Linked DNA regions of Homo sapiens: region 1 is linked to region 2. The links are chromatin loops, found by intact Hi-C in ENCODE. Cell type or tissue: ascending aorta. All regions are shown on one strand. Region 1 overlaps LTBP1 (latent transforming growth factor beta binding protein 1). Region 2 overlaps LTBP1 (latent transforming growth factor beta binding protein 1).

Region 1 (8,000 bases), 340 kb after region 2:
TGGCTTCAGCCCGGGAGGCAGAGGTTGCAGTGGGCCAAGATCGCACCACTGCACTCCATCCTGGGCAGCAGAGCCAGACCCTGTCTCAAATAGATAAATAAAATTATACCCCCAAAATACTGTAAAAATTTACACTCAATTTAATTGACTAGGTTTAAAAACCTTCAAGTATTTTGTTATGAGAAATGAATTTTTGAATAATGTAGCAATATTCTAAAAATGAATTTTATTTTAAATATTTATTCTAAAAATATGGATTTCAGAATATTGCATAAATTGTTTTCAACTAAAGTTTTCAAAAAACATTTTAAAAAGTAGATTAGAACAAATACATATGAAGTACATATTATATAATATTTTTGGAAAAATACAGAATATCAGGGGAAAAAAGATAACACATGCCAAATTTAAAAAAAAAAGATTAGCTTCATTGCTATACTGTTTCTAGTTTGTATATCCACAGTTATTATGATAAAATGTCCAAGAAGAATCTCTAGTGTACATGGTCAGCCAAACCAAAATCAGTGCTTTCCAATCCGTTACTTTTTAAAAAACAATGGTAGTTTTTTTGTTAACTGTATTGTAATTTTAACCTCCAGCATACACATTCATTGACATTAAAGATGCTGGGTGGGCTGGTTGGCGAGAACAACTACTTAGGCTCTTGAGGCCCCTGTGAAGGACCCCAGGGTTCCAGGAAACGCATGTTGAAAACTGCTTTCGAAATATATCTGTTGGAGTATATAGGAATTAGGGAGGTAGCCCCAAAGGAACTTTTTTTATTTTTTGACAGAGTCTCGCTCTGTCACCCAGGCTGAAGTGCAGTGGCGGGATCTCAGCTCAGCGCAACCTCCACCTCCCAGGTTCAAGAGATTCTCCCACCTATTACAGGCGCGCACCACCACACACACAAAAATAATTTTTTGTATTTGGTAGACACAGGGGAACTTTTCTTTTATACTACCAAAATTACGGACCTAGAACTAGGCTTATGGATCATCTATTCTGAATCCAGAGAGAAGTACACAGTGAAATTAAACTTTTCCACAGGTCCTATGATTAGTTGGCATTCCCTTCATTGGCACCTAATCATGTAGTCACATTTACACAAAACCATCTCTTGTTGCAAAGCACATGTTTGCTGGAGTGGAGTGAACTAAGAGGAGCCCCAGGGCATCAGGGTTAGCACATGTGCCCCAGAACCAGGTTGCCCTGCCTTTGCATCCTGGTTTGGCAACTTCTTTTCCCCATGACCTTGTTAATTTTCTCTCTCTGTACCTCAGTTTCTCATGTGAAAATAATATCTGCCTTTCAGGGTGGTTGTGAGAATTAAATAATACGTGAACACTTCAAATAGTGTTTGACACATGGTAAGTTTTCAGAAGATACTAACAACTATGGCTGCCACTAATAGGCGTCTCAGATCAAATGCATTTTCAAATGTAATTAAAATCCAAAGGATCTTATAAAATCTACAGTTACCTAATAGCATGTGAACATAAATTAAGCGTAGACAAATGCAGAAATAATTGTTCTTAATGTAAGACTGTCTTTTCTAGACCACTGCTTCGTAAACATTAATGGGCATGTCAGTTACCTGGGGGAGCTTATCAAAAAACAGATTCTGGTTTCTCACTTGCAAAAGATGGGGCGGGGCGCGAGACACAGGATTCTGCATTTCTGATAAGTCCCAAGCTGCTGCTGCTGCTGCTGCTTCCTCTGAGGAGGAAGCAAAGCTCTAGAGCCATCTAATAGCATCTAACTTTATTTTGTTAAAACCTACGTTAATGCTGGTAGTTATCTATCATAAAGGAAGCAAAGAATATGTGAATTTTAAAACTAGTTTGTTCATAGTTTCTGCCATTGAACCTTTTAAATATACTGTTCCCGGATATCTTAATCGTTGAGAAGGACCACGTTGTCTATCTCTTCATCTAAGCACTGGACTAATCCCAGCCTGTCAGACATCATGCATCCCATTTTCCTTAGGAGTGCAGTACTGCTTTGGGGAACAATTCGTTACTGATGGAATCAGTGCTGGAGGAATTTAAGGAATAAATCGCACCACTTGTCATCAGCTTTAAGCATTAAAGTGCAGTGTAAAATAAAGCTTTGGCTCCAGAGCGAGCTTTCACACTTCTGGTCCAACAGGTCACGGGCACTAATTCTTGCTAAAGCAGCAACTACATCTGAGAGTACTGGTAGGTGCAGGAGGTAGGAGTGGCTGCTTAAATAGTGTTCTCTGAAGTTAGATGGCATCTTGCATATTGGTACCACATGCAGGGGAAATGAGTGTGATGGATTGTGTCAGGGGAGCTTTACATAAGGAGAATTGCATAATTGTAGAATTCATACATTTCTGGGGCTGCTTAGGATCCCATTTCAATGCTCCACTACAGAGGCCAGACCGCAGACTGCACTAGGAGGAAGTTCCTGATTTTTCCTTCACCATGGATGTATCATGGACTGACTGTCTCCCCATTCAGACTTCTGGAGGCCTTCCTTGCCCCATTGCAGCCCCTGACTCCTCTTCTCCTTCCCCTTTCACAGTACCCGCTGATCCTGCCCACTCTTAAAATGATTTGGGTGGCTAAACTGTTTTGGGAGGATCCTCAAATTTGTGGTCTTTATTGTGATGTCATGTCAGCCTCTGAGAGACAGAGCTGTTTGGGAAACCAAGTCAGGAAAAACGAGCCATTGTATCCATTTCATAAATGAAGACAGAGTGGTCATTGTTTGATCTTGCTGAGAATTTCTAGCGCTGTGAGAGAAGAAAGTCATAGAGTTATCAGAACTTTGAGGCCTTTGGTTGCATATGGAGTTTATTGGATATAGATTTTTTGTTGCTTGGTTTTTCTCAGTCTAAGTGATAATAAAAATGATAACTAACATATACATAGCACAATGCCTGGCATTTTCAACATGTTTTCCATCTACTGAGATATTTAACTTGCCAAGCCATCTTAGGTATACAGTTACAGTAGTCCTCTGCCTTATCTGGTTTCAGTTACCCACAGTCAACCACGGTCCGAAATATTAAGGGGAAAATTCCAAAAATAAACAACTCATAAGTTTTAAATTGCATGCAGTTCTGAGTAGTGTGATGAAATCTGGTGGTGTCCCACCCAGCACGTGGACCATCCCTTTGTCCATGGTGTCCATACTGTGTATGCTACTTGCCCATTAGTCACTTAGTAGCAGCTCCATTATCTGATAGAAATCGATCGTATATATAAGGTTGAGTACTACCTGCAGTTTAAGGCATCCACTGGGGGTCTTGGAACATATCCCTAGTGGATAAGGGAGAATACTACCCCTCCTTTTTCTGACAGAGGATCTGAGGCACAGCAAGCTTAAGATGCCTGTCAGTGGTCACGTACCAGTAAGTGGAAGCTTCAAATCCAGGCACCCTTGCTCCAGAATCTACGTTCTAACCTCTTCAGTGTTACTCGAGTCTCTTTCCATGATCCCAAAGCACATCTTAAATAGTCTCCCTTAGAACAGAAAAGTAACAAAGTGAAGAATTAAAGCTGAGATTTTAAAATTGTCTCACACATTGTGTGCTAAAAGAAAAACTGATTTTAGAGCTAACAATGAGCATAATAAGAGGCAATGTGTCATCAAATCTGTAGCCACAGACACATTGGCAGGAATAACAAAAAACTATATATTCAATGGACTAATGAACTAAAGCAAGTCAATAATTCTCAGTAAATAAAACTTTTAGTGATGCCTATCACTTAATCTAAAATGATTTTTTAATGTTTTTATTTTTTGCTACTCTTAAAAGTATAAGCTTAATCACCGGGTGTGGTGGCTCACACCTGTAATCCCAGCACTTTGGGAGGCAGAGGTGGGCAGATCACTTAAGGTCAGGAGTTTGAGACTGGCCTGGCCAACGTGGTGAAACCCCATCTCTACTAAATTAGCCAGGCATGGTGGCGCATGCCTGCAATCCTAGCTACTCTGGAGACTGAGGCACAAGAATTGCTTGAACCCAGGAGGCGGAGGTTGCAGTGAGCGAAGATCGTGCCACTGCACTCTAGTTTGGACAACAGAGCAAGACTTCATCTGAAAAAAGATAACATAAGCTTAAATGTTCTGGAAAATGTACGTAAGAATCACAAGATAGAGGGTGCCATTATCTCATGGAAATCAAAATCCGTTGATCTGCAAATGAAAGAAAATTATACATATTTGAACATTTGAATCTTAAGTACCCAGGGATCCCAGTGTCTTTTTATATTGTTAAAATAATTAGATTTCTGATAAGTAAATTGTTAAAGTAATTAGACATTGTAAGTAAACGGAACAAAGACTTGATAAACGGGACAACTAGTGTGTTGGGAGAATGCCACCTATTGGCGATGTAATGTACTACAGCACAGGTAATTTCTTGACTACTCAGGTGTAGAAAGATGGTTTTAAAACATGAGGTCCCAAAGGAAACAGAAGGTGCCACAAAATAAATTGAAAAATGTTAACAAAGTTTAATGAAACACGAACATTGATCAACATACAGAGGCATGGTCCTCTCAGTGTTGCTAAGAGAGCAGTTTGAAGAGACAGACTTACACATCTGAATCAAAAATTCTAGTTCTGGGACTGATGAAAGAGCAAATGGATTTTGTTTAATGCCTATTGAATAAAAGAATAAAGCACAAAGGCATGATGTGAATAGGCACTTAGTGAGGATCTGTTGAGTCAAAGCAATGTCAGTATGTATCCAACTTCCTTTGAGAAAGGTAGACTGTGCTATAGGGGAATAGAAGATATTTGTCAGTTATTCATACTCCTTTAAATAATGCTAGGAAGAATTATCATTACTGTATATAAATTATATACAGCTTGTGGTTTATAAGAAGAGATAAGTAAATGATCTGAAATGAAATCTAAATTATTTATAACTTACCTGTTTTCAGTTTTAGTTAAATTACTTACATGTTCTTTATTTTATTATTTATTGAATGCCTACTATGTACTAGGCAAACAATTCTGGAACAGGTGTAAAGTTGTATTTAATGAAATGCATAATTAGTATAATTTATTCCTAAATATTATGTATTTTAAATCTGCAAATGATACTTTAATAAATTCACCATTTGCTGTGACAGAAAATTTTTCAATCCTTCCTAATATCTAACCTACCCAAGTATTCATATCATTTTGCAAAAGTAAAGAATTTGGAATGTCTTCAAACAATTCGGCTAGTGATTTCTTCCATATCTGTGCATGGCTCTTAGACGCTCCCAAAGATCTCAGGGCAAGAAGTTTCGTAATGCCCTTGGAGGTGTGAAGGAAGACAGGGATTTGACTCATGGACTAAACTTGAAAAAATATTGTAACTGGGCCATAGTTGCAAAAGGCCTGTCAGCAGTCACGGTTTAAAGGCTTTTCCAAGAAATATGTTTCCAAAGAATGTTAATAATCACTTTGGAACACCCTACTTGTGAAACAATGAGTGGTCACTGCCTTTGGTTTAGGCAATCCAGGGATCTCTTTCTGCTTTTGGTCCTGGCTCTGTGACATTGCACTGGGCACATTACTTCAACCTCCTTTATCCAAAGTTGAGACCTCTTCGTGAGGTTATGATAATTAATACAATCACTATGAAAGCATTTATCATTTCAATCATAGATCCTGAACATTATAATTAAAGAAACAATAACCGCTAGTCACTTACAATGGAAAATTAAAATCAAACTAGAAAGATACAAAAGGAAATCGAGTGGCCGTCATGCGGGCACAGAGAATATCTATAAAACAGGCAAGCGTTCCAGTTCTGTGGGACTGAACTCTTGGTATCCATGGAACTAGATTGAATGGATGTTATATGAAATGGCCAGTAAGCCAGTTATGTTGTTCCTCATTGAAAGGACTCTTGGCCCGGCACAGTGGCTCACGCCTGTAACCTCAGCACTTGGGAGGCCAAGGTGGGCAGATTCTGAGGTCAGGAGTTCGAGACCAGCCTGGCCAATATGGTGAAACCTCATCTCTACTAAAAATACAAAAATTACCTGGGTGTGGTGGCGTGTGCCTCTAGTCCCAGCTACTCTGGAGGCTGAGGCAGAAGAATCGCTTGAACCCGGGAGGTGGCTGTTGCAGTGAGCCAAGATTGTGCCACTGCACTGCAGCCTGGGCAACAGAGCAAGACTCCTTCCCAAAAAAGAAAAAAGAAAGGACTCCTGTATTTATTTAGAAAGCTTTCTCTCACCCCTCCCAAAGAAAGGTTGAAAATACTTTTACTACTCTCAAAAGATTATTGCAAAATAAAATTCATTAGTGAATTCAAACTGAAAGTAGCTCTTTGATGTAATGTGATCCGTATGTTAATTTCCTCACTTGAAATCCTAGTGATTTCTTCCATATCCATGCATGGCTCTTACATGCTCAAGAGGGTTAAATGTGATAATGCATGGGAGAGGATTGGCCTACAGTAAATGCGCCATAGCGAAAGGCGTTAGCAATTATTATGAATCAAATCCAGTTCTAGGAAATGAGTCAACGTTCATCATGCACTGCTCCCTGGTTATCCAGTGCTAGAAGTCTCTTTGAAAGGGGCCAAGAATCAAAGACAATGAGGGATAGGAGGGTGTTCAGGGAATTGCACAGACCCGAATACCCCTGTGTACTTGCAGAGAAGCTCCACCTGTGCCCGGCCAGGCTCCTACAGTGTAAGTTAGGAAGTCAAAGAGAGGCTTTATGCACACAAAGGACCATTATGTTGAGTTGTTTGTTTGTTTGTTTGTTTATTTTGAGACGGAGTCTCGCTCTGTCGCCCAGGCTGGAGTGCAGTGGCACGATCTCGGCTCACTGCAAGCTCTGCCTCCCAGGTTCACGCCATTCTCCTGCCTCAGCCTCCTGAGTAGCTGGGACCACAGGCGCCCGCCACCATGCCCGGCTAATTTTTTTGTATTTTTTTTTTTTTTTTTTTAGTAGAGACGGGGTTTCACCATGTTAGCCAGGGTGGCCTCAATCTCCTGACCTCGTGATCTGCCCGCCTCGGCCTCCCAAAGTGCTGGGATTACAGGTGTCAGCCACTGCGCCCGGCCTATGTTGGGTTTTAATGAACATTCAATGTACTCAATTTTTAAATGTTAAAACCTAGATATTCCTAAGAATTTGATTTCAACTTTCACATTTTATCATCCTATTTATAAGTCCAATAACCTTCTATAAAATAAGATCAATTTTATTTGTTGACTGTTTATATGTCTCAAAGAACGGATTAAACTTAAAAGTTATTTCTACATATAAATTCTATTAATTAAAATTTTGAACACTTTGGTCTCCATCTCACAATCCTAATAAGCATTTCCTCATAAATATTTAATTAGCTCTTATAAGTCTAATAAACCAAACTTAAAACACAACAAATTGAATTCCCTAATAAATTTAAATAATGTTTACCAACCTAATCAAATTCTCCTAATCCTCATTCAACTTAAAATCCAAAATCTAAATTCAGTTTTGAGTTGAAGTTGCAAGGCCTGTCAGGTTCTCTGATGATATGATTCTCTTAGGCACTAACACATGTACAATAACAAGAAAAAGCCCTCACCCTAAGACGTGTCACAGAAAGTGTTAACATTCTAAGCTTAATTAACTTCATTATTTCTGTAGCAGAATTACTGTGTTAGGCCAGCTGAGGTTAGTGGCTGAAAAAATTCAGGACCCTGATTGCCAGTTGGAAATGAGAGAATGAAAACCAGGACTTGGGACCTGCATCCTCTCAGTAATGAGTCTGCCCTGCCCACCATAGGATGCGGAGCACCTTCTTGCTTCCGTGCTAACGGGATCCCAGGTGTTTCTCATGTGTGTTTTTTTATAATCAGTATCTTCCATTGCAGTGACTTTCAAGGGAATAATAGGACAGAAAAAATAAATAGGACCTTTTATCCAACTATACATGCCCTCCCGTAGGAATCAGATACCTTCTCCTAAGGGGATATCCTCACCCCACTGAGATTCCCTAGTAGATCAATAGCTGCCAGCAGGAT
Region 2 (8,000 bases):
ATTTTCTGTGTCTTATGTTCTTGACCTTGCAGTGTTGAATCTTCTTGCTCCTTGCACTTAGAATGGCTGTGATAGACATAAGGCATGTTAACAAGGAAAAGGCTGACGGCAAAGCCCAGGCAGCCAGCCTCTTGGGAAAATTACTGAAACTGGTACTATAAATCCAGTTTATGGGCTTGAAATTTCCTAGTACTCATGAATATTCAATTAAATATTGATATGAACCTTGACACAAGTTTGGCTCAAGTGCTGGTAGAAAGCAAACAGGGACATTCAGACAAACTTTAATTATTTTTCACTTAGAGATCATACAGTTCTAGAGTAGTGTGAGTAATTGGAGTTAGCTCTCACCAAAACACAGAAGAAATATTTAATCAATATTAGTATCTTTGAATAGAATTTATCCTGGGCACTTGCTAGTTATTATTTGTCCGGGCGTGATGGCTCACACCTGTCATCACAGCACTTTGGGAGGCTGAGGCAGGTGGATCACCTGAGGTCAGGAGTGCAAGAACAGCCTGCCCAACATGGTGAAACCCCGTCTCTACTAAAAATACAAAAATTAGTTGGGCGTGGTGATGCGTGCCTGTAATCCCAGCTACTCAGGAGGCAGAGGCAGGGGCATCTCTTGAACCCGAGAGGTGGAGGTTGCAGTGGGCTGAGATTGCGCCACTGCGCTCCAGCATGGGCAACAGAGTGAGACTCCATCTCAAAAGAAGAAAAAAAAAAGAAAGTTATTATTTGAGCATAATGAAAAAGAGAACAAAAATTAGGGACAACTTTCCCTTCCAACTTTCCAGAATTTTCAACCGGTACAAACCATAAAGTTTTATAACTGCAAGTGTCTGAATGCCTGGCCCACAGTCACTCAGCAGGGCTGCAGCAGAGTCATGACTTGAACCCAGGCTTCCTGACCTTTTGTTCCATGTTCTCCTTGCATCGTTTACATGTCAGTGTCTGACTCCGCTTAACAAAATAGTGGAAAAATACTTTGCACAGTATTTTTGAAGCCCCAAATTCAAATAAAAGGCATAAAGAAGTGAAAAATTGTAGTTATTTTATGAATTCTCAAGTAAACCACTGTTGTTTGACCAGAAATTGTTTATTTTCAAAACAATAAAGATTCACCTAAAACATATTCTGTTTCATGAAGGAAATGTGACAACCTATTCATTACAGTCAGTTACCAATATAGAGAGCTGTTCCCAAATGTTTAGAATTAGCTGGACTGTCTACTGTAGACACAGAATTTATTTTTTAAAAAACTCTCTTTCCGAGAGTTTCAGTGCTTTCAGAGCACTGCCTTTTGTTTCTTTGCCTGACGTTGGTGTTTTGCCAAGTGCTGGTATTTGGAGGTTTGATGGACAGCATTCGAAGTGAGGCATCAGTCTTCCTTAATTTGTTCAAAGCCTCTTTATGCAGCAGCTAATCCTTCCTAATTATATTTCTAGGAAGGATGTTCTTAACTCAGACGGGAAGAAGACATAGACATTTTGACATTAGGATGCACTTCACTCCAAGAAAAGAAATTTGAAAGGAAACACTCTCCCAATTCCCATTCCTTACCCCCTGGGCACAAGCAACCATTTTCCCCTGCCCCATTTATGAAGCTCTTTTCTCTCCCTCTCCATTCCTCTTTCATTCCTGTGGCTCCTATTTATCTCCTGGCTTAATGAAGCTATTTTGAAGGAGCTAAAAAAAATTCAGAAAAAACCATTTCCGTGTAGTGAGGCAGGCATTTCACACCTTAATTGCTTTAACGTCTTGAAAGGTGAAAGGTGACCTGTGAGTCTAAACAGTTGGAAAATTTAGTGTGCATATTTGAAATGCTTTACATAAAGTTGAAACACTTCACAGTCTCCTTGATTAATTTCTTTGTTGCCGTGCTGCTTTGTATTAATTTAATTTAGTGACTTTTATGTGAAAGTAAATATGTAAGTCAGTGGCATTATGTTTATTAGATTATTTTCCTTTAATATTTTAAGCAGACTAAATGCGGCTTCTGTCAAATGAGTCTTTAATAAATAAATTGCTGTCTGTGAAGTCTTAGTGGCTTTGAATGGTCTTATGAAGTGTGATCTTATCACCTTATGAAGCAATTTTGTGTTTCTTAGTTTTTTTTAGTGAGGTTGAACATTTTCCACATTTTTATAAGTCCTTCATATTTTTTATGTGGATAACTAACATCTTCACACCCTTTTCTGTTACATGTGCTTATAATTTTCTTTAATTTCTAAGAGCTCTTTTCATATTAAAGATTGTTTTTATCAAATATTTAAGAATTCTCCAAGGGAAGGTACTTTTATGCAAAAAATATTATTAGTACTCTGGTTTTTTTTATGCTCAAATTTGGAAGAAACGTCTTAAATTGGATTGTAAAAAATCCCCCCTTGTCCATGAGGACAAGAATACAATCTGTTACTCATTGACTGGGTAATTTATTTCAGAATTCTTTGGTCTTCTGAGAGGCTTATTGACTTACACAGACATAAATCGTAATATACTACTGAACCATCTATAACTTTCCAAGTTCTCTGTGCATTTCTAACTGGTTGCGTTATCTCTGGTTCACCATAGTGAAGATAGAATCTCAGTCCTCCTGGCCCCCAGAACACAGATTCTCAATAGTTGATTCATTCATTCCATCAGCAGATATTTACTGAGTGCCATCCACATACCAACTACTGTTCTAGGTACTCCAATTGGAGGGATCAGGCTAATGTGTCTGCAAAATACTGAATAACATAGCATAATACCTAATAAGCTGCTAAACTATGTGGTGCATAGTATAAATTCTAATGGCGAGTAAGGAAGGGGGAGATTGGCAGGGGCTGGAGGACTGGACTAAAGGAACATTGACCAGAGTTGGAAGGACTTGGAAAAGTGAAGGAGAGTCTGGCCTTTAAATAAATAACAGGTGGACGATAGGGTGGGAATGATTCTCCTGTTGGGGAATTGATCTCTTTGTGGGGATTGAAGAATAGCAGGAAATGAGATTGAGTGGGCAGGTCCAATTATGGAAAGCCTTGACAGTCAGACAGAGGAGCTCTGTGTAGGGCTCCGAGGAATATGAAGATGGCTCTGATAGTCACTGAAGAAGTGTCAGGCTCACCCTGGAAAGCCAGGTCAGGTGGGGTGCTAAGAGAGTGTGAGGGAAGGCCTGGGAGGCTGGCTGCTGGGCAGATGAGAGAGAGGGAGGCCTAGAGGAGCTGGCCCTGTGGAGTGTCTGTCTTGCACAGGGACTTGAGAGGAGAGGGATCTGATTCCCTTTAAAACAGGAAGGATTCAGACTGCCAGTCAAGAAAATAATTCCTTTGGATTCGGGTTAAGGAATTATGTGTAGTCTAATGTTGATCTCTCTCTCTACCTATGTTAAATGGAATGATATGTAATCTTATCCTCTTTAGGAACAGGAAAGTAGGGGATATCATTGAAGGCTTCCTGTTCCTTATTACACTCTATCCCTAGACTCAAATTCATCAACCCATAATCAAAACCAGATTTGATTTCCTTCTGTGTTGATCAAACTAACACATCATGCTCTGTAGAATAATCAAGGTCTTTTTTCCTGTTTCAAATGTTCAAGAGTTTTCTACCTTTATCTTTGTTGGCTTTATAGCTTTGCCATAACTACTTTTTGTTATCTCTACCCCTATCGATATCAACTTCCGTGTATCTTCTCTGTGTTTTTCTTGCTACACTAGGAGTGATCCACTCACCTATATTCCTCCTCCTTTAGGTGACAGAAGTCCTACATCTTGATTATCCTGTATTGGTGAACTGGAAAGGAACCTTGGGTAATCACACACAGATGTATAATAACCAACAGGTTGTTAGGCTCTAAATGTCTTCCTAGCTGGACTGCATTCTCATTAGTTATTATTTAAAATAATATAAAATAAGTAACAGTATGACACAAAAATTGCATATGTATTTGATACTATTAATAAAGCAGTTTTTGTTTCAGACTTATATTCATTTAATTTAGCTATTAAGGTCTAAAGTTGCTAGGAAAGTTTTTGTGATTTGCTTTGTGAAGTAGTGTAGTAACATGCTGCTTGATAAAAATAATGGTAATTGCCTTTCACAGAATCAGAAATGCTTTTCATACCTAGTGAGGAAATGCTATACTTCTTTTAAAAAACTTACATATCCATATCAGCTTTATGTTCAGATTAATTTAGGATGTTCATAAAAAACAAGGATTTGATCAAGCTCAGCTTTATGTTCAAATAATTTAGGATGTTCATGAAAAACAAGGATTTGATCAAGCTCCATTAGGAAGTCTTTGACAAGAAACCAAAAGAAATGATTGGGACTTTCAATTTCACATGTATTTGTTGAATATTTACTGTGTGCCAGGCAGTGTGCTAGCAGCCAAACTAAATAGTCTTTAGTTTCAATGAATAATTGATAACTGGAATGTTTCTTCCATCATTTCTAGTGTAAGTGGTTTTTTTTTTCATTTTTAGTAGAGAGCTATATTTTCATAGGACAAAACATGTAATACTGTCCCCTCTGTTGATATTAAGTCAGATATTTTATCTGTTCAGTCAAAGCCCAGTTCTGGTGTTAATGGGCCTGGATTTAATTAATTAAAGGATTAACTTACTGTATCATTACCTGTGTGCACCAGGCACCCTTCTGAATTGCAGACAGCATGTAGGAAGATCTAACTAAACTTTAACCTTACAAGTACAAACCACTTCTAGGTGTTCTCAGGTGTGAACAATCAGATGCAAGCGGGAAAGAGATCAGAAACACTGACAATAATAATGCATGAAATAATAGCTCCTGTAGAGTTTTAGAAGAAAGGGTTGAGCTGACTATGGTGGGGGAAAAAAGGGACTTTTTTTTTTTTTTAATGTGTGTGATGTTCTACAGAAACAGCAATCTGAAAGCTAACTGGCTGCAGCTGGATGGACTTTCTTTTGTATGGAGACGCTGCCTCTAGTGTTTAGGAAAAAATGCACACTAGAAAATAGTGCAACATTATGGTGCCATCTGTCTTGAAAATGAATTATTTTTTATTGTCTGCTTTATAGTAGTTCCCAGACAAAACTTGAAAAAACTTCAACTAGCTTTGGTGCTATTTTGCGTATGGACAGTTTCAGCAGGCAGAAGCCTTTAAAGTTGTATTTCAAAGCGCCTCAGGAGTTATCGATGTGATGTGATGAGACTGTTTGCCATATAAGCCTCTCAAGAGGCCACAGCCCTAACCCCCTCCCCGGCTCCCTGGGGGACAGGAGAGCAGATGGAGTCGTGTTTGCATCATTCACCGTCCTAATTGGGTTTGTGACTGGCTGTTAGGGCATCTTTCTCTCAGATGGCATTTTCTTCTTTAATTCAAAGTTTCACTTTCTCCTTAGCAGCGTTCTGGATTGTTTTTGAGGGAATGATGGCATGGATACGCAAATCTACAGAGTTAGAAGAAAGAGACGAGACTTGAAGGATTGTTGTTCTAAAAAAAAAAAAAAGGCTAAAATGCATTTATTTCTCAGACTTCTTTAGAATAAGTGCAAATGAAAAAGAATACTGAAAACATTTTCAGAACCCATGAAAACACTTGTCGGTATTAATATAATTAAGGTATTTAAGTTTAAATGTTTAAAGCTGATCTTTGAGGTGTTTTAGCTGGGCTTCTACTTGAAATTTTGTAGTGTGAATGTATATCAACTATTTATAAACTAGCTGAAGGGAGTTAAGCTATTAATGTTTGGATTTTAAAATCTATAAGGATCAGAAAATGGGTTTTGTATTCCATATCATCTAGAATGATGACAGGCCTGGAAGCATAGGACAGAGCTGGCACATTTTCAAAGGAATTCTTCCCTGGTCTGGATACTATAATGAGCACAACTGCATTTTGGTGGATTTATTATATACAGTACACAACATATATAACCATTTGGAAGTTGGGTTTGCTTTCTGGTTAGAGGTGCACTGGTTATAGCTGATTATGTATAGGGTTTGAAATAGCATCTGGTTAAAAATTTGAGGGGCTGACATTTCCTCTCAGAGACTGGTGAAAATGAATAAATACGCAATATGGAAATATCCATGCCAATCAATTAGTAGAAGGGTTTAAATAAAAAAAAAAGGATGCAATTTGAACATTTACGATTATGCCAGTGGGCAGCAGGTGGCAAGCTTTGCTTTTCAATGTTCTTCAGTTTTATTTTTATACCGCAGAATGCCAAAATTTGAAGAGGGGGGTTTAACTCCACTGGAATATGTCATTTCTTGGCAGTGCAACCTCGAACCACCTTCTTTGCTCATTGTGCATAATTGCCTTTCTTTGGATGCCGTAGCCGACCCTTGGTTCCCCTTGTTGCCGATGGATAGGAATTAATTCATATGAGCAATGTTCTATTCTCTTGTGATTTTAGCAACACGTTGCTAATGGAGAAAATAAATTAGAAACAAATGAGTTTCTTAAAGCAGTCCTTGTATGATTTATAAGAGATTTTCTTGTGTAGTTTTACTTAGTTCTAAATGACACATAAATTGCTTTTAATTTAAAAAATTCTAACTGGCTATATACCTTGATATGGAGATGAGAAGTAAGCAAAACTGCGTAGAGTTCCATGAAAGTGTTTTGAAAAATTAGAGAGGAAAAACACATTTTGAGACCAGAATAGAAGACCATTATCTTTTCATAGGCTAAACTGTGTAGTCAGGATTTGAATTTTAAATCCGGAAAAGAGAGCAAGCTTGAAATGGGAGTGATGGTGAGGTGGACACCAAATTATTTTATAGTCTACTGTATTTCTTCATACTTTCTAGATAAAAAATTCTTTTTGGGTTGTTTTATGCATTGTGAGAAATTCGGAAGAATGGAGAAGAATGCAAAAGCATATCAAATCACTGTAAACATTTAATAGTCTACAAATATTTAACACTTGCTGTGTACTCAATTTTTTGTAGGCCGTTTGTTAGAATTGAGTTCACATGGGGTATAATTCTACGTTCACGACTTGACATTCTCAACCTCAGTTCAGCATTTTTTCTTTTTAGAAAAGAGATCGTTCATAATGATTATAATTTACAACACACATATTTTAAAGGATAGTAATAAAAAAACCCAAACTGTTGTACCCACTACGTAGCTGAAGAAATAAAAACACTGTTGTCATTATCTTAGAGGCTCTTACGTGGTCCTTGTTAATTCCTTTATCCTTTTTTCCCAGAAAATAATTTATATCAGTTATTTCCTGCTTTTCTTTATAGTGTTACCACATTTTTAGGTATATCTGGATACTGTGCTGTTTAGTTTTTGACTTTTAAACAAATGTCATATTGTTTGTATTCTTCTGAGACTTGCTTTTCTTGCTCAAGGTGTTTTTGACATTCTTCTGTAACAGTGGCTCTCAAACTGGAGCATGAATCAGAATCGCCGGTGGAGGGCTTGCTAGATAAAATACGGCTTGTTGGGCCCCACCTCAGAGTTTCCGATTTGGTGGGTCTGGGGAGGGGTGGAGAATTTGGGTGGCTGACAAACTCGCAGGTGGTGCCAATGCTGAATGCTGCTGGAGGGGTCTGCACTTTGAGAACCACTGATTAAAGCTGGGGATTCTTTTACTTTTTACAGTAGCCCATTATGTCAGTATACTACAATTTATCATTTCTACTGATAATGAACACTGGGTTGTTTTTAGTGTTTTGCTGTTACAACAGGGTCATGATGAACGTTTTTTTTTTTCTTTTTTTGAGACGGAGTCTCACTCTGTCACCCAGGCTGGAGTGCAGTGGGGCAATCTCAGCTCACTGCAACCTCCGCCTCCTGGGTTCAAGCTATTCTCCTGCCTTAGCCTCCCAAGTAGCTGGGATTACAGGTGTGTGCCACCATGTCTGGCTAAGTTTTGTATTTTTAGTAGAGACGGGGTTTCACCATGTTGGCCAGTCTGGTCTTGTACTCCTGACCTCAGTTGATCCACCCACCTTGTCTTCCCAAAGTGCTGGGATTACAGGCGTGAGACACTGTGCCCAGCCTCGTGATG

Evidence for each region. A loop is a pair of places that touch in the nucleus more often than their neighbours do. Peaks named below come from ENCODE experiments on the same cell type or tissue, not always from the same donor. Only the 100,000 strongest peaks of a DNase experiment are listed, where the experiment ranks them.
Region 1: it touches region 2 in a loop (6-fold over the local background); 54 of 110 quality-filtered maps call a loop at or near these places.

The regions. Positions count from the first base shown.
Region 1 is chr2:33,368,790-33,376,789 of GRCh38, forward strand. The region is part of intron 31 of LTBP1 (latent transforming growth factor beta binding protein 1); the gene reads left to right. Among named protein-coding and RNA genes, the nearest start is that of MIR4430, 46 kb to the right of the region's middle. In ascending aorta, a CTCF peak has its summit at 4,376 (motif pointing left); a DNase peak (open chromatin) is centred at 5,382; H3K27ac peaks cover 4,925 bases.
Region 2 is chr2:33,028,766-33,036,765 of GRCh38, forward strand. The region is part of intron 3 of LTBP1 (latent transforming growth factor beta binding protein 1); the gene reads left to right. Among named protein-coding and RNA genes, the nearest start is that of LTBP1, 86 kb to the left of the region's middle. In ascending aorta, CTCF peaks have their summits at 4,978 and 6,144 (motif pointing right); DNase peaks (open chromatin) are centred at 5,228, 6,196 and 7,435; H3K4me3 peaks cover 2,834 bases; H3K27ac peaks cover 2,207 bases.